Regions from separate parts of the Homo sapiens genome. Here region 2 is linked to region 1. A link is an interaction called in ENCODE POLR2A ChIA-PET data of the cell type or tissue named here. Cell type or tissue: IMR-90. All regions are shown on one strand. Links, peaks and the distances in the headings refer to the core of each region. The heading gives the core; the rest is flanking DNA. Region 1 overlaps WDR20 (WD repeat domain 20). Region 2 overlaps MOK (MOK protein kinase).

Evidence for each region. ChIA-PET counts read pairs that join two places held together with the same protein. Peaks named below come from ENCODE experiments on the same cell type or tissue, not always from the same donor. Only the 100,000 strongest peaks of a DNase experiment are listed, where the experiment ranks them.
Region 2: POLR2A ChIA-PET joins it to region 1 with 7 read pairs; 4 of 35 experiments call an interaction of 5 or more read pairs at or near these places.

What each region holds. Positions count from the first base shown.
Region 1 is chr14:102,142,864-102,152,238 of GRCh38, reverse strand. The region is part of intron 1 of WDR20 (WD repeat domain 20); the gene reads right to left. Among named protein-coding and RNA genes, the nearest start is that of WDR20, 7.7 kb to the right of the region's middle. In IMR-90, for the core only: no CTCF peak of the experiment used is centred there; no DNase peak of the experiment used is centred there.
Region 2 is chr14:102,257,891-102,267,265 of GRCh38, reverse strand. It overlaps MOK (MOK protein kinase), which reads left to right. Exons shown (of 12, transcript NM_014226.3): 3 at 1,354-1,443; 4 at 3,650-3,720. Among named protein-coding and RNA genes, the nearest start is that of MOK, 43 kb to the left of the region's middle. In IMR-90, for the core only: no CTCF peak of the experiment used is centred there; a DNase peak (open chromatin) is centred at 4,265; H3K27ac peaks cover 531 bases.

The DNA of each region.
Region 1 (9,375 bases), core at 618-8,617:
AGGAAGAAAAAGAGTACTCATGGGCCAGGGTTCAGTGGCTCACACCTATAATCCTACCACTGTGGGAGGCTGTGATGGGAGGATGATATCAGGTCAGGAGTCCAAGACCAGCCTGGGCAACATGGTGAAACCCTGTCTCTATAAAAAAATACAGAAATTAGCCGGGCATGGTGCCTATAGTCCCAGATACTCAGGAGGCTGAAGTGGGAAGACCCCTTGATCCCAGGAAGCGGAGGTTGCAGTGAGTTGAGATCGTGCCAGTGCACTCCAGCCTGGGCAACAGAGCGAGACCGACCCTGTGTCCAAAAACAAAAAAAGTAAAAATTAGCCAGGTGGGTGTGGGTGGTAGCATGCTCCTATAGACTCAGCTACTTGGAAGGCTGAGGCAGGAGGATTATTTGGGCCCAGAAGGTTGAGGCTGCAGTGAGCCATGATTGTGTCACTGCACTCCAGCCTAGGTGACAAAGTGAAATCTTGTTTCATTAAAAAAAAAAAGAAAAAGGAAAAGAAAAGAGTACCCATGTCATATCTCTTCTATAAAATATTTCCTGGCCCAGCATGGTGGTTCATGCCTATAATCCCAACATTTTGGGAGGCCAAGGAAGGAAGATCGTTTGAACCCAGGCAAGACCAACCCAGACAACACAGCAAGACCTCGTCTCTACCAAAAAAAAAATTAGCCAGGCGTGGTGGTGCACACCTGTAGTCCCAGCTACATGGGAGGCTAAGGTGGGAGGATGGCTTCAGCCCAGGAGTTCAAGGCTGCAGTGAGCTATGATTGAGCCACTGCACTCCAGCCTGGGCTACAAAGTGAGACCCTGTCTCAAAAAAACAAAAACAAAAACAAAAACAAAAAAACACCTCCTAATTACTTTTTAGCCTACTATTTCCCACTCTCAGGAATCACATCAGTATCAGTCATAGTTCGTTTTTTGACAGAAAAGCTCGTGTAAGAGGCCTAGGCACAGGCCTTGGGTTTAACATCAGGCTCTACTGTAGCCCTTCATTATCCGTGGACACACTACAATCTCTCCAATGACAAAAAAAAAAAAAAAAAAAAAAAAATTCCCCAATGGATGGTTTTGAAGAGAAAATAAAAAGGCTATAAACTTTAAAGAGTTATGCATTTATCCTCTCACCAACTGTACACAGCACCTATTAATAGGCAATGTTCAGTTCTGAATGCCTTTTAGCAGCTGCCTTATCATTGCTGGTTTACTTATCTGTCTCACCACTAGACTGTAGGCACTTTGGGCCAGGGACTATGTCTTATTTATCTTTGGATCCACAGGTCCAATAAATGTTAGTTGAATGAATAAGCCCTTGATTATTCCATTGGACTGTGAACTCTTTGACAGCAGAGATTCTTAACAATATAGAGCAGGCACTCAGTAAGTCCTCTTAGAATGAGTGTGTGAATATCATGTCCGTCCTTGGTTAGATGATACTCTTAAGGTCAGGGCCCATACCTCATACTTCTTTGATTTCCCAAAGTCTGGCATACTGCTTTTCACACAAAAACTACTCAAATATTTATTAAATGAAATATTAAGGCAAGACAGAGCTCTAAAGCAGAGATCCAAGTAAGTAAAGAGAATGAGCACCTGTACAAGTTTTACTGTAGCAGAACAAAAAAGGGTAGTAAAAGGGTAAGCTGGCTGTGAGTCAACTAAAGAAAAAAACAGCTTCATGGCAGAGCAATAATCTACAATGCGGTAACTAAGATGTTAAAATATTCCCTCTTACTGAATTATTCTTACTTTTTTTTGAGATGGTCTCATTCTGTCGCTGAGGCTGGAGTGCAGTGGCTCAATCACAGTGCAGCCTCGACCTCCCCACCCTGGGCTCAAGCAATCCTCTTACCTCGGCCCCGAGTAGCTGGGACTACAGGCGCACACCACCACACTCAGCTAATTTTTAATTTTTGTAGAGATGGGGTCTCACTATGTTGTCCAGGCTTGTTTCCAACTCCTAGCCTCAAGAAATCCTCCCACCTCAGCCTCCCAACGTGCTAGGATTACAGGCGTGATGTAATCCTATGCCAGGCCTGATTCTTACTTTGTAAATATAAAATCCTTATAAATTCCTTCCTCATGAATGATTCTTGCTTCTTTCTTATAAAACCTATATATTTAAGCTATTTTCCTATTGATACAAAGCAAGATAAGCTGTAACACAAACTGATTTGGCATGTTTTTAGAATAATATATCTACTTTTTAAAAATCTACTACAAAATAGAATCGACGTCTGGGTGCGGTGGCTCATGCCTGTAATCCCAGCACTTTGGGAGGCCAAGGCGGGTGGATCACGAGGTGAGGAGTTAAGAGACCAGCCTGGCCAATACAGTGAAACCCCATCTCTACTAAAAAATACAAAAATTAGCCGGGCGTGGTGGCATGTGCCTGCAGTCCCAGCCACTCTGGAGTCTGAGGCAGAGAACTGCTTGAACCCAGGAGGCAGAGGTTGCAGTGTGCTGAGATCGAGCCACTGCACTCCAGCCTGGGCGACAGAGTGAGACTCCGTCTCAAATAAATAAATAAATAAAATAGAATTGATGACACAAAATATTTCTCAATTTACAAATTACCAACTGGCAGAGAAGCTGAAAAGTTGAGAAAAATGCTAAAAGAGCAGTGGACATCTTACGCTCAATCAGAAATAAAAATAAAGCATTTCTGAAATTAGAAATACAAGGCAACAAATTTAAAAATTTATAAAAAATATGATCTGCACACAACATTTTAGGGCAAATTATCTATTTGAAACCCAATGCAATATTCTTCTACTAGGCAGAGAAATACTTTTCCACTTCACCTTTACTCCTTAATTCCACTTGATACTTACATTGCTATGCCACATGCAGAGCACATATCCTCTACTTTGTATTATAATGATAAATACAAAATCAGCCGGGAACAATGGCTCACATCTGTAATCCCAGCACTTTGGGAGCACAAGGCAAAAGCATCACTTGAGCCCAGGAGTTCAAGGTCAGACTAGGCAACACAGCAAGACCCAGTCTCTACAAAAGAAAAAAATGTATTTATGTATGTATTTTTTGTTTGTTTGTTTTGTTTTGAGAGAGTCTCACTCTGTCGCCCAGGCTGGAGTGCAGTGGCACGATCTCAGCTCACTGCAAGCGCCACCTCCCGGGTTCAAGTATTCTCCTGCCTCAGCCTTCCGAGTAGCTGCGACTACAGGCACCCGCCACCACACCCAGCTAAATTTTTTTGTATTTTTAGTAGAGAGGGGGTGTCGCTGTGTTAGCCAGGACGGTCTCAAACTCCTGACCTCGTGATCCGCCCGCCTCGGCCTCCCAAAGTGCAGGGATTACAAGCGTGAGCCACCGCGCCTGGCCTACAAAAAATTTTTTAAAAATTATCCAGGCACAGTGGCACATGCCTGTAGTCCCAATTACTCAGGAGGCTGAGGCGGGAGGATCACTTGAGCCCAGGAGGTTGAAGCTGCAGTGAGCTATGATTGTGCCACTGCCCTCCAGCCTAGGTGACACAGTGAGACCCTGTTCCAAACACACACACACACACACACACACACACACACACACACAAAGCCAAACTCTTTAAAGACAGGAGTGTTAAATACACTTCACATCCGCCACAATAGACAGCAGTGCCTTGTATATACCAGTCATCAATAAATGCTTGATGAATGAGGATTATGATTTTTTTTTTTTTTTGAGACAGAGTCTCAGCTCTGTCACCCAGGCTGGAGTCCAGTGGCACAATTTCCGCTCACTGCAGCCTCAACCTCCCAGGCTCCAGCAATTCTCCCACCTAAGCCACCTGAATAGCTGGGGCCACAGGCGTGCACCACCACACCTGGCTAATTTTTTCTTGTAGAGATGAGCTCTCACTATGTTGCCCTGGCTGGTCTCAAACTCCTGGGGCTCAACCAATCCTCCTGCCTCGGTCTCCTAAAATACTGGGATTAAGGGCAAGAGCCAAGGTAACTTGTCACTGATGCTGTCAATTTCAAGTGTCCTGAAAATTAAAACTGAAGTCTACCAATTAGAAATGTCTACCAATTAAGGTTACTTCTATTTTTAAGGTCTTCTCCTGAATAACCAAACAAGATCACATTTCATATTACTGCACAAACTAACCTCACTGAGAAACAAACAGAATTATTCTCTGAGATACTAAATTCCAGACGACAAAAATCTTCCTATTTTTAAAACAAGGTTCTTGGCCAGGCGTAGTAGCCCACGCCTGTAATCCCAGCACTTTGGGAGGCCCAGGCAGGTGGATCACCTGAGGTCAGGAGTTCAAGGCCAGCCTGGCCAACATGGGGAAACCCCGTCTCTACTAAAAAGACAAAAATTAGCTGGGTGTGGTGGCAGGTGCCTGTAATCCCAGTTACTCGGGAGGCTGAGGCCTGCGAATGGCTTGAACCCGGGAGGCAGAGGTTGCAGTGAACCAAGATCATGCCATTGCACTCCAGCCTGGGGAATAGAGTGAGACTCTGTCTCCAAAACTAAAACTAAAACTAAAATAAAATAAAACAAGGTTCTTTAGCCATACAGCCAAACCACTCAGTGACAAAATCCACCATGTTTTGATGCTTGCTCAAGCTCAAGTTTGCCATCAAAGCACTTTACCCTTAAGTCACTATATTAAGTCAATGATAATAAATATCGTATAAGTGACACATTTCTTGAGGGCAGAGACTCTGACTACACCCAGCATCTAAAACAGTACCTCATATCTGGTAGGCATACTCCATGAATATTTGCTGAAAGAATGGCATTCATGACTATCTCACGGACTTCCATGACATATTCCAGGTGCTTCTCACCATTGCTCATATCTACCCATGAAGTCCTCCTTTTTTGGGAAGGTCTCGCTTTGTTGCCCAGGCTGGAGTGCACTGGCACGATCTTGGCTCACTGCAACCTCCACCTCCTGGGTTCAAGTGATTCTCCTGCCTCCTGAGTAGCTGGGATTACAGGCATGCGCCACCATACTTGGCTAATTTTTGTATTTTTAGTAGAGATGTGGTTTCCCCGTGTTGGCCAGGCTGGTCTTGAACTCCTAACCCCAGATGATCCACCCGCCTCAGCCTCCCAAAGTGCTGGGATTACAAGCCACCCATGCAATCTTTCAATATCTCATGACCACCCTCCTCTTCAAAGCCAAGAGAACCCAGGTATAGTATGAAAGTATCTCCTGCTTTAAATGATACATTAAGATGCTTTCCCCTCAGTATGCAAAATTCTAAAGTCAAATAAATCATCAATATTTCAGAAGTCAGCAAATAGCCCTTAATGGAAAAGAAACACAAGTTTCCAGTCATTCAGCAACCCTCTGTGACCTACTAAATTAAGTACAAGATTTCTCAAAGTAAATCTAATACAAAAAGTTACAGACTTCTAAACCTCTTTCTAAATTATAAAAGGGGAGCCAGGGAGGTGTGAAAAATTACAAAAGGGGAGAATGGTGTGAACATGACCCTCTCTGAAGCAGTAAAATATCTAAAACAAGTCTGTGGGGGGGAAATTTTTTTTAAAGGCATCTAGTTCACCCTCCCACACAAAGCAGGAATTCCTCCAATGTCACCAACAGGTGGTCCTGCAGTTTTTGACAAAGAGACAGAACATTTCCCATATGAGCATTCCCATAACAGAACGCTCATTCTCTCTCAAGTCAACCCATTACCTTCTTCTTTAATCAGGATCTAAAAATACTTTAGCTTTTATCAACTGACTCTTCTTCTGGCCCCAACTTCATCTCAGCATCATGAACATAAAGCTCTTCTAGCCGGGCATGGTGATTCACACCTGTAATCCCAGCACTTTGAGAGGCCGAGACGGGTGGATCACAAGGTCAGGAGTTCAAGACCAGCCTGGCCAAGATGCTGAAACCCTGTCTCTACTAAATATACAAAAATTAGCTGGGCATGGTGGCAAGTGCCTGTAATCCCAGCTACTTCGGAGGCTGAGGCAGGAGAATCGCTTAAAACCCGGGTGCCAGAGGTCACAGTGAGCCAAGATCAAGCCACTGCACTCCAGCCTGGGCGACAGAGCAAGACTTCGTCTCAAAAACAAACAAACAAACAAACAAACAAAAAAACTCTTCCAGCATAAATACCTAGAAATCACAATGTTTTCAGCTTGCTTTCCCAAACACCCCACCCCTCTCAATTCCAAATCAAGTAGGCAATGAATCAAAGAGATGAAGATACCTCCCCAATAGAATGATGAATCCATTTCCATTTAAAAAAAAAAAAAACAACTGAGTACAGAATCATATAAGCTTTAGAGATGGAAAAACCTTAGAATCCTCTAAATCTACTTCCTACCTCCTGTAGTTACCACTTCAGTAACTTCTCTGGGCAGTACATTTGTGACCTGGAATCTTAAGATGTGGGAAGGTAGGAAGGTTCTTTGGCTTGAATGTTAAGTAATTCTGAGTATAGTTTTTGTTTATTATTGATTGTTTTGTTTTTTTGAAACAGGCTCTCACTCTCTTGCCCGGGCTGGAGTGCAGTGGCACGATTACAGCTCACTGCAGCCTCAACCTCCCCAGTTCAAGTGACCCTTCTACCTCAGCCTTCCAAGTAGGTGGGACTAGAGGCACATGACACCACGCCCACCCTTGTAGAGACAGGGTTTCACTATGTTGTCCAGGCTGGTCTCGAACCCACACGAGGTTTCACTGTGTTGCCCAGGCTGGACCCCTGCAATCCTCCCGCCTTGGCCTCCCAAAAGTGTTAGGATTATAGGTATGAGCCACCACTCCTGGCCTGAGAACAGTTTTTAAAAGTTGTACATGGATCTTGTAGGTGACATGGTTTGACAGAAGTAGATCAAAAGTAATCTGTGTCATTTGTTTACTATTACTTCATTGTCTCTTACACGATTTCCCTATTTTAAGAAGGTTAAATTTTTTACCTACTAGCAATATTTTTAAATGTCTTTTAAAAGATATGAGCTATTAAAAAATACCCAAGTTACTTTTGGGCCCAAAACTGAATAGGTTTTTCATCTTCTAAAGATCTCTTTCAAGTTTGGTATAGACAGACATGGCTTTACTCAGTCATTCACTCAACAAGTACACAGCAAGGGCCTAACTCTAAACTGGACACTGCACTGTGCATTGAGAAGATGGAGAGCAGGAAAGATAATGTCCCTATTCTAAGGGAGCTTTGTTTTATAGAAGGCACAGTTGGATCATCACACAGAATTACAAATTCAGAAAAGTGCTAGGAAGGCAAAGCACAAGATGCTCTAAGAACATAGAGCCTGTAATCCCAGTGCTTTGGGAGGCTGAGGCAGGTGAATCACTTGAGGCCAGGAGTTCAAGACCAGCCTGGCCAACATGGCAAAACCCCGTCTCTATTAAAATACAAAAATGAGCTGGGCATGGTGGCACATGCCTGTAATCCCAGCTACTCGGGAGTAGCCCAAGAATCACTTGGGCCCGGGCGGCAGAGGTTGCAGTGAGCCAAGATCACATCACTGCACTCCAGCCTGGGCAACAGAGCAAGATTCTGTCTCAAAAACAAAAAAAAAAACAAAACAAAAAAACATGTAATAGGGTAAAACTGATACACCATGGGGATTCAAAGAAAAATTTCCTGAGGAAGTGATGGTTAAGCTGAGATCTGAATGGAGGCCATTCATATTTATGTAAAAACAGATGTCCATAAAATGAGAGGATTGGTCCAATAAGCCCAGCTACCTTACCTTTGGCATCTTTTATCCTACATCCTAAAACAATCTTTTTTTTTTTTTTTTGAGACAGAGTCTAGCTCTGTCGCCCAGGCTGGAGTGCGGTGGTATGATCTTGGCTCACTGCAACCTCCGACTCCAGGGTTCAAGTGATTCTCCTGCCTCGGCCTCCCGAGTAGCTGGGACTATAGGCAAGCACCACCACGCCCAGCTAATTTTGTATTTTTAGTAGAGATGGGGTTTTACCATGTTGGCCAGGCTGGTCTCAAACTCCTGACCTCAGGTCATCTACCTGCCTCGGCCTCCCAAAGCGCTGAGATTACAGGTGTGAGCCATGGCGCATAGCCCCACTCCCCTTTTTTGTTGTTTTAAAGAAAGGGTCTCATTCTGTTGCCCAGGTTGGGGTACAGTGGCACAATCATAGCTCACTGTAACCTTAACTCTTCGGCTCAAGAGCCCTCCTCGCTTCCCAAGTAGCTGTGACTACAGGCACATACCACCATGGCCAGCTAATTTTTTTTTTATTATTTTTTTGTGGACACAGGGTATTGATATATTATCCAGGCTGGTCTCAAACTCCTGGGCTCAAGCGATCCTCCCACCTCAGTCTCCCAAAGTGCTGGGATTACAGGTATGAGCCACTGCACCCGACCACAATCTCTTTTTTTAAAAAAGGAGAACAAAGTATGTAATAAAGATGTTTACGGCCGGGCGCAGTGGCTCACGCCTGTAATCCCAGCACTTTGGAAGGCCGAGGAGGGTGGATCACGAGGTCAGGAGTTCGAGACCAGCCTGGCCAATATGATGAAACCCCATCTCTACCAAAAATACAAAAATTAGCTGGGCGTGGTGGTACGCACCTGTAGTCCCAGCTGCTCGGGAGGCTGAGGGAGGAGAATCGCTTGAACCTAGGAGGCAGAGGTTGCAGTGAGCCGAGATTGTGCCACTGCACTCCACCCTGGGTGACAGAGCTAGACTTTGTCTCAAAAAAAAAAAAAAGATGTTTAAAAGCTAGTAGTTGAAAGTCTTTTGGGGAGAGGGACAGGGTCTTATTTAGCTCTGAATACCTCACATCACCTTGCCTGGTATTATTACTATCACAGTAGTCACTCAAATCTGGTAAAATGATTAGTGTCAGTATTAAATCAATGTTAATACTGTCTTTAAATAAATTTGCAAAACTACATCTCCTCACACAAGAAACCCCACTCTAAACTTCCTCGATTGTGAAAAGATGTTTTAATCTACCTCAAGAATTTAATAAAATAATATATGGCAAAATGCCGGGGTAGATTCTGAAGTGCTCGGAGTATATAATATCCCTGTGATCAAAAAGGTGGATCAGTCTCTTCTAAGCTGGTTTAGACTCAGCTGTGCTTCATTTTCCTTACTATGAGAAAAAATTCTAACAGGTTTGCATCCCCTCTCTGGCCTTGGTTCGCTCTGAGGAGGGTGAAATAACAAACTCTAAAGTTCCTTCTAGCTCCAGACACTGACCTGTAAACCTTTTAAAAGGATCAAGATTGCACTCCTCAGCATGAACGTTAGACTACTTCCTCACCTACTCCATTTCCCCAGGACCCCATGTTTCCTCTCAGGAATGGTAGCACGTAATTAATGAGTTAAGTTCTTTAAAAGACCTATTTTCTACTCATTTTACACACAGACTTAAGTTGAATTTACT
Region 2 (9,375 bases), core at 693-8,692, 110 kb before region 1:
AACTATACCTATACTACTACTGGGTACTCTTCAAATAACCAAACAAATGTTGAACTTTCCAATATATGTTAAAAGTTTATAGAACAGAATTTGCCAGTTGAAAAAATAGTCCCACAATTAGTTCCTTTTGGAGCCCCTGAGATGAAAATTTCTGGTGAATTGAATTATTCAATTAGGTGTGACCCCATGGGCCTACCGTGGTGAAGTGGCATTCTCAAAAGAGGTCTGTCTAGAGGGCAGTGATAGCTAGCCTCAGGCCTTGGGCCTGATTGCACTGTTTTGGCATGATTTGTATTGGCAGAGCAGTCTTCATAAAGAAGAGCCTGCAATAAGGCACACCTGCCAAGAGAATGCTTGTCACCAAGTGAATGAAATGGAAAAGAGGGCCGGGCGTGGTAGCTCACACCTGTAATGCCCGCACTTTGGGAGGCCAAGGTGGGTGGATCACCTGAGGTCAGGAGTTTGAGACCAGCCTGGCCAACATGGTGAACTCCATCTCTACTAAAAATAAAAAAATTAGCCAGGCATGGTGGCGGGTGCCTATAATCCCACCTACTTGGGAGGCTGAGGCAGGAGAATCGCTTGAACCCGGGAGGCAGAGGTTGCAGTGAGCCAAGATCACACCATTGCACTCCAGCCTGGGCAACAAGAGAGAAACTCCGTTTCAAAAAAACAAAAAATCAAAAAGAGTATAGCATCATTAAAGATAAGAAAGAGGCCGGGCACAGTGGCTCACGCTTGTAATCACAGTACTTTGGGTGGCTGAGGCGGGCCGATCATTTGAGCCTGGGAGTTTGAGAGGGCATAGTGGGATGCACCTGTGGTCCCAGCTACTCAGGAGGCTAAGGTGGGAGGATCACCTGAGCCTGGAAGGTTGAGGCTTCAGTGAGACATGATTGCACCATTGCACTCCAGCCTGGATGACAGTGAGGCTTTGTCTCAAAAACAAAAAAAAAAAGGAGGGGTGGGTCTTTTCTTGGAACTTTGAAATGCTCATTTTCAGATAGTGTATCTATAAACTGAAGACTAAATCTTAATTATTAATCTTATTAATTAATCATAAGTTTTAATGTCTACTTTTATGTTTGTTAATATGTAAAATAAACTACCAAGTATTCTTTCAGGATCTTAGATGGGAAAAATTTTAACGTATGTTCTAGCTATAAGAACCTTGATTTTTTAATGCAGCAATGAGGTATGCTTAACTTCAGTTTCTAATGGGAGAAATAAAACCTGATTAACTTGCTTGAAATATTTGTGAGTTTTAAAATTGTGATCCTGGATAATAAGTAACTCTAATTTTGAAGTTGACCTAAACTGTGAATGAGCTATCCATTTTTACCTACACGATAGTATTGAGCAAGTCAACAACCTACGAGAGATCCAAGCACTGAGGCGCCTGAATCCGCACCCAAACATTCTTATGTTGCATGAAGTGGTTTTGTAAGTATATTTGGAGCTTGAAAAGTTATCTAAATTTGATGAAAATAATCTCTTTTTAAGAAAGAAAACCATGGTAGACATTTTGAATATTTACTTTGTAGCTCAGAGAGTAACCATTTTTACTTCATCTTACATCACATTTTTATTTGGAAAAATGTGCATCTGATTCTTTTTTTTATTATTATTTTTTGAGAAGGAGTCTCTCTCTCTGTCATGCAGGCTGGAGTGCAGCGGCGTGATCTTGGCTCACAACAAACTCCGCCTCCCTGGTTCAAGCCATCTCCTGCCTCAGCCTCCCGAGTAGCTGGGATCACAGGCACCCACAACCACGCCCAGCTAATTTTTGTATTTTTAGTAGAGATGGGGTTTCACCATGTTGGCCAGGTTGGTTTCAAACTCCTGACCTCAGGTTATCCACCCACCTTGGTCTCCCAAAATGCTGGGATTACAGGCATGAGCCACTGTGCCCGGCCAGCATCTGATTCTTAATTAATGTGGAAATGCCTTCATTTAGGTGACTCCACATCATAAAAGCATCCGTCATGCAAACAGTTCATCTCCTGGAGCTCAGTTAGGCTGCTAAGGTCTTGAGTGTGAATTTTGACCTACTGGGAAAGCACTGTTTGTGTTATTTCAGGGATTGTACATTCTCATTCTGTCCCTGCCAGTTGCCATTTCTGAACAGTCTCCTGTAGTCTTTCTTACTGTAATTGATAACATTTCTGGGGATTTTTCATTTCTGTTCTAATTATAGAATAGTTTCCATAAGGCTTATCTATCATTCAAAAAGGCAGAGCACAGCTTGTCCCTCGGTGCCTGCCTGAGCCTGGGAAGCCTTCTTCCTGACAGCTCTGTGCTGTGCTTACAGACCTCACTGAACCAGGGAGTCAGGCTACAGGGTTTTGGGACCTTCTTTGCTGTGGGCTAGAATGGCACTGACACTCTGAGAGGGTGCACCTCAGTGTAGAAGCTTCGCTGTGGCTCCGGAGGGAGCCTGGCCTGTAAGATCGGCCAAGGAACTCCAGTTAAACTTCACTGCCAGTTAAAGTCTGGTAGATTTTAATCAGAGAATGAAACAGTTTTAAACTCAAAATGAAATGTCTTGTTATAACTGTGTGGGTTCCTGTCCTGTAGCGTTCTTAGAAGTCAATTTGGGCCAGGTCCAGAGAGTGCAGTTTGTATGTAATAGTCTCAACACTGCATGCACGTCGTGCACTTCCCACGCACTTTACAAAGTACTCTGTCCAGAATCTCACATGGACCTCGGAACAACCGAGACCTCTTCCAGCCAGATTGGAGGCACCCAGAGTAGGGTCTGGGATGATACAGGCTCTTGCTCAGGACTCTGGGAACCCTTTAAGGGCCTGCTTGAACTCAGAAGTTGGTGGCTCAGCCAGCAGTCTCTGTCCCTATTCTGTGTCAGCGTTGATATCACACACTTGTGATGTGACTCGTTTTTCTCTTTTTCCCCTGACTGGTTTTTGGTTTTTACTCTCCCATTGTGATTTATCCCAATTACATGGAAGGAATTTAGCTAAATTAAAATTAAATTTGCAGTCATGGAGCACGAATTAATTTTCTTTCTTTCTTTCTTTTTTTTTTTTTTTTTTTTGAGACAGGGTCTCACTCTGTTGCCCAGGCTGGAGTACAGTGGTACGATCTCGGCTCACTGCAACCTCCGCCTCCCGGGTTTAAGCTATTCTCCTCCTTCAGCCTCCCGAGCAGCTGGGACTACAGGCACACGCCACCACACCCAGCTTTTGTATTTTTAGTAGAGATGGGGTTTCACCATGTTGGCCAGGCTGGTCTCAAACTCCTAACCTGAAGTGATCGACCACCTCGGGCTCCCAAAGTGTTGGGATTACAGGCGTGAGCCACCACGCCTGGCCTCTTTTATTGTTTTGCTTACCCAACTCCCCAACCTTTTTCTTCTTTCTGCTGATAATTAATTATGTATTTTCAAGACATATCTGTTTTCAACTTCTAGAATTTTGTTCAAAGTTGGGTTTTGCTAGTATTTTTAGTTAATTTTATCTGAAATACTGATTTAAAATCAAAACCTTTACTGTTTCAGCAATTACACTGTAGTATTTGATGTGGGAGTACCTAATGTTTACTAGAAATGTTTACAAATGAATTAAATATTGGATTATATTTTCTGATTAAGGCCAGAAAATTTATTTTAAAAACTTGCTTTCTTCTTCAGTGACAGAAAATCTGGTTCTCTTGCACTAATATGTGAACTTATGGACATGAATATTTATGAGCTAATACGAGGTACGTAGAATAATTTGAAAGCTAACCTAAGATCCTCTTTTAAGGCTTGTAATTCATATATGCTTAGTTATTCTCAACATCATTAGTCACCATAGTGCTGTAGTTATATATAATACACAGTACAGGGTCACTTCATTCACCAGGAGGCATTTTTCTGACTGCTCATCTACTCAGAACATGGCTGCAAACAAGAAAGGAAGCCCCAGGCCCTCTGGGTGCCCATGTGATCTGGGGGAGAGTGGCGGGAGGCAGCAGGGGCAGCTCTGCTGCAGAGCGCCTGCAGCCAGCCCCGCCGTGGGCATGTGTGTGCAGGCCCGCTGGCTCAGGGGCCTCTCTGCTCCCCAGATCTGCTGTTGCTCGACATTCTGTTCCATGCCTCTTAAGGCAGAGCTTTCCCTCCAAAATACTGCCCTGCATGTGAGGGAAGCTCCTACCATTTTCCAGGATGCTCGTTCATTTCCTTTTTTCTGAACAATAAAGCACTGTTTAAGAGAGCATGTTTGCCTGAGGTGACCTCAGTCAGGGCTGGTTTGAGATACTTATAGAGGTTGCCTGAGGGGAACAGGAGAAAAGGAGAGGCTGGCCCACACTGAGCCAATTGTTCCTGGGGGTCTGACTAATGGTTGTGTTAGATGTCAGAACAAATGAACCTTGTATATCTCACTAAGAAAGCAACATAGCAAGTGTTACATTTTACAAATCACATTATACCTAGAGGACAGATAAAAAACAACTGTCCTACTGTCACATGAGTGACTACTTATGACTTGGAAAAGAATTTTAGTGACAGCATCATAGATGATTTAGATGGTGTATTATCTTACAATTTGAGCCAAACTGAAGATGATGTGCTATGGAAAATTTTTAGATTGATAAACTATTTTTGTGATGGAAGAAGACACTGATGTTGAAGATATATATGAAGAGTTCAAATAAAATTGTTTTTATGAAGTTGGATAGTGGAAAAAGCATTATATCAATATTTATTTTATATGTGACTTAAAATATGTGTGTGATAGTAAATTACTAACAAAACAAATAGCATAAGTAGCCAAGTTTTTCTACATCCATAAAAGTTGATGTATATAAAGCTGGGTGCAGTGGCTCATGCCTATAATCCTAGCACTTTAGGAGGGACGCCAGTGCGGGTGGATCAGTTGAGGTCAGGAGTTCAAGACCAGCCTGACTAACAAGGTGAAACCCTGTCTCTACTAAAAAATACACACAAAAAAATTAGCCGGGCATGGTGGTGTATGCCTGTAGTCCCACCTACTCAGGAAGCTGAGGCAGGAAAATCGATTGAACCTAGGAGGCGGGGGTTGCAGTGAGCTGAGATTGTTCCACTGCACTCCAGCCTGGGCGACAGAGCGAGACTCTGTCTCAAAAAATAAAAATAAAGGCCAGGGGCTGGGCGCGGTGGCTCACGCCTGTAATCTCAGCACTTTGGGAGGCTGAGGCAGGCGGATCACGAGGTCAGGAGATTGAGACCATCCTGGCTAACACAGTGAAACCTCGTCTCTATTAAAAATACAAAAAAATTAGCCGGGCGTGGTGGCGGGCGCCTGTAGTCCCAGCTACTCGGGAGGCTGAGGCAGGAGAATGGTGTAACAGGAGGTGGAGCTTGCAGCGAGCCAAGATCATGCCACTGCACTCCAGCCTGGGTGACAGAGCGAGACTCCGTCTCAAAAAAAATAATAAAAAATAAAAAAGGCCGGGCGTGGTGGCTTATGCCTGTAATCCCAGCACTTTGGGAGGCTGAGGCAGGTGGATCACTTGAGGTCAGGAGTTCAAGACCAACCTGGCCAATATGGCAAAACCTTGTCTCTGCTAAAAATACAAAACAAATTAGCCGGGCGTGGTGGCATGTGTCTGTAGTCCAAACTACTTGGGAGGCTGAGGCAGGAGAATCGCTTGAACCTGGGAGGCAGAAGTTGCAGTGAGCTGAGATCGTGCCACTGCACTCCAGCCTGGACATCGCAGTGAGACTCCATCTCAACAGAAAATAAAAAAAAAATAAAAGTCAACAAGAAGGGAGAATTTTTGGCAAGTTGCTGTGTGTTTAGACGCTTGAGAAAGCTTTGTTTAGAATATATATATATATATATATATATATATATATATATATATTTTTTTTTTTTTTTTTTTTTTTTTTTTTTTTTTGAGACGTGGCGCGATCTCAGCTCACTGCAACCTCTGCCTCCCAGGTTCAAGAGATTCTACTGCCTCAGCCTCCCAAGTAGCTGGGACTACAGGCATGTGCTACCACACTTGGCTAATTTTTTTTTTTTTTTGTAGGCAGAGTCTCGCTCTGTTGCCAGGCTGGAGTGCAATGGTGCAATCAGCTCACTGCAACCTCTGCCTCCCAGGTGCAAGCGATTCTCCTGCTTGTGCCTCCTGAGTAGCTGGGACTGCAGGTGCATGCCACCACGCCCAGCTATTTTTTTGTATTTTTAGTACTGACAGGGTTTCACCATGTTGGCCAGGATGGCCTTGATCTCTTGACGTCGTGATCTGCCTGTCTCGGCCTCCCAAAGTGCTAGGATTACAGGCATGAGCCACCGCGCCCAGCCAATTGTTTTGTATTTTTAGTAGAGACGGGGTTTCACCTTGTTAGCCAGGATGGTCTCAATCTCCTTGACCTCGTGATCCGCCTTTCTCGGCCTCCCAAAGTGCTGGGATTATAGGAGTGAGCCACTGCGCCCAGCCTTAGAATATATGTATTTTTAGGATACATTTATATTTATTTTCAGTAGTAGAGGAATTGTATAATTGAAGAAATTGAATCTATTTCTTTCAATATCTGTCTACAGCGATTGTAGAAAACAGACCTCGCAGTAGACCTCCATTCATTATATAAATATTGTCTTCCATAGGCCAGGCAGTGTGTTCAGTGCACCAACTCTGAGATGCTGTGAGCAACATGGAGCATCCTAGGTTCAGAGATGTTAAAATGTAAGGAGAATGGCCAACAGTGCTTGTAGGGTAGTAAATATTGAAATATGCATCCTGATTTTAGAGTTGGTAAAATTTGAAAAAAAAGCCTGTCCTAGAATTGATGAAATATAATGATAATGATAATAGCTAACAGTTCATGAATGGTACCCATATGGCCAGGCACTGTTCTTAATACTTTATAGGAATTAACTCATTTTAACCTTCCAACAACCCTGTCAGGCAGATACGGTTATTTTTTATTTTTTTAAGATGGAGTCTCACTCTGTCGCCAGGCTGGAGTGCAGTGGTGTGATTTCTGCTCACTGCAACTTCCGCCTCCTGGGTTCAAGCAGTTCTCCTGCCTCAGCCTCCCAAGTAGGTGGGACTACAGGAGCACGCCACCATGCCCAGCTAAGTTTTTTTTTTTTTTTTTTTGAGATGGAGTTTTGCTCTTTTTGCCCAGGCTGGAGTGCAATGGCATGATCTCGGCTCACCACAACCTCCGCCTCCCGGGTTCAAGCGATTCTCCTGCCTTAGCCTCCCAAGTAGCTGGGATTACAGGCATGCGCCACCACCCCAGCTAATTTTGTATTTTTAGTAGAGATGGGGTTTTTCCATGTTGGTCAGGCTGGTCTTGAACTCCCGACCTCAGGTGATCCGCCCACCTTGGCCTCCCAAAGTGCTGGGATTACAGGCGTGAGCCACCGCGCCTGGCTAAGTTTTGTATTTTTAGTAGAGACAGGTTTCACCATGTTGGCCAGGATGGTCTCGATCTCTTGACCTCGTGATCTGCCCGCCTTGGCCTCTCAAAGTGCTGGGATTACAAGCGTGAGCCACTGTACCTGGCCCAGATACTGTTATTATCCTCATTTGAAACATGAGGACATTGAGGCATGGGGAGATAAGTTGCTTGTCCAAGGTTATATACCTAGTAAGTGGTAGAACTGGGGCTGAACCTAGATAACCTGATCCTAGAGTGCATGTTCTTAACCACCACCCATACCGCCTCATGACAACCCTGTGTGGTTGGCACTATTTATTATTCCCATTTTACAGATGAGGAAATTGAGTCTTGAAGGATTAAGTAATAATCCAAAATTAAGCTGTTAATAAATGGCAGAACTGGGATTTGAACTCAAGCCTGACTCTGAAATCCTAAGCATTAAGCTCTGTTGCTGCCCTGGGTCTCTATTTCTGGGCCCAGCTCAGTGCCTTAAATGAACAGAGGCACCTAATTATTTACGGTTATTGATGATGATGCTTCTTTAGTGAAAACTGAATCAATCACTAAGGCTTTAGATACCAGAATGGCAATTTTTGTGACTTAAATTGCTGCTCTCAGGTTATTAGAATATTGAGGAGCACTATTAAAGACTAAAGAATAAGATAATAATGAAATAAGGGAACGATCACATAGCCATTATTGAATTGTCTACTTTACAGCAGTGTGCAAGGTCTGGCAAGAACTGGGAAGATAAAGAAGCAGCATGTCAGATGCATGTTTTTTATATTGAAAGAGTATATAGTCTTTTTTTTTTTTTTTCTTGAGATGGAGTCTCACTCTGTTGCCCAGGCTGGAGTGCAATGGCACGATCTCAGCTCACTGCATCCTCCGTCTCCTGGGTTCAAGCGATTCTCCTGCCTTAGCCTCCCGAGTAGCTGGGATTACAGGTGCCCACCACCACGTCCGGCTAATTTTTTGTCCTTTTAGTAGAGACGGGGTTTCACTATGTTGGCCAGGCTGTCTCAAACTCCTGACCTCGTGATCTGCCCGCCTCAGCCTCCCAAAGTGCTGGGATTATAGGCGTGAGCCACCGCGCCCAGCCTGAAAGAGTATATAGTGTAGTGTCCACATAAACTATATGAAAGTGATATCATAAGAGAAAAGGAATTGCTGGGGTAGATTTCTTTTTGTTGAACAGGTGTCAGATGAGGCAGAGATGGTGTGGGCTGGGAAAATAAGGCTTTCCTGGAGGAGTGGTAGAATTGGACAGGTGCGGGAGAGGATGTCCCATTTGCAGTGACATGCCATGGGCTATTCCAGAGGCAGGGACATGGTGGGGAACACAGCAGACACAGTTCCCACCCATGTGGAGCTCACACTTGATGAGGAGAGACAGGAAACAAATGAAATTATCAAGAATATCAGTCAAAATGATCAAGAATTCCAGATAGGGATAAGTGCTGTCAGTGAATAAAACAGGCCAATGTGTTAGAGAGTGATGAGGATAGAGTACTTCAGGCAGAGGGACAGCCAGTGCAAAGGCCCTGAGGCCACCGTGAGGGAAGAGGCCCATGTGGCTGGAGGACATGAAGGAGAGTTGCAGGAAACGGAGTAGGCAGGCATCGATGAGGCTGGTAGGGCGAGGGTAAGAATTTTCGTTACTCTAAGTTCAATGGGAAGCCATTATTGGGCTTTAAAGCAAGGGAGAGGTGGTTTTCAATTGGTGTTTAGACCAGTGTTTCCAAAACGATCACAGAAGACCAGTTGTTTTATTTCTAATATATTGCAGACCAGAATTTTTGTAAAATATAGTAAAAATGAATTACCAGAAAAGTGATCACGTGCTTAGATGTCACAGCATGTCAAATTGCTATAAGTGGTTCTAAACAGGTATTCTTTTTTTTTTTTTTTTGAGACAGAGTCTCACTCTGTTGGCAGGCTGGAGTGCAGTGGCGTGATCTCTGCTCACTGCGACCTCTGCCTCCCGGATTCAAGCA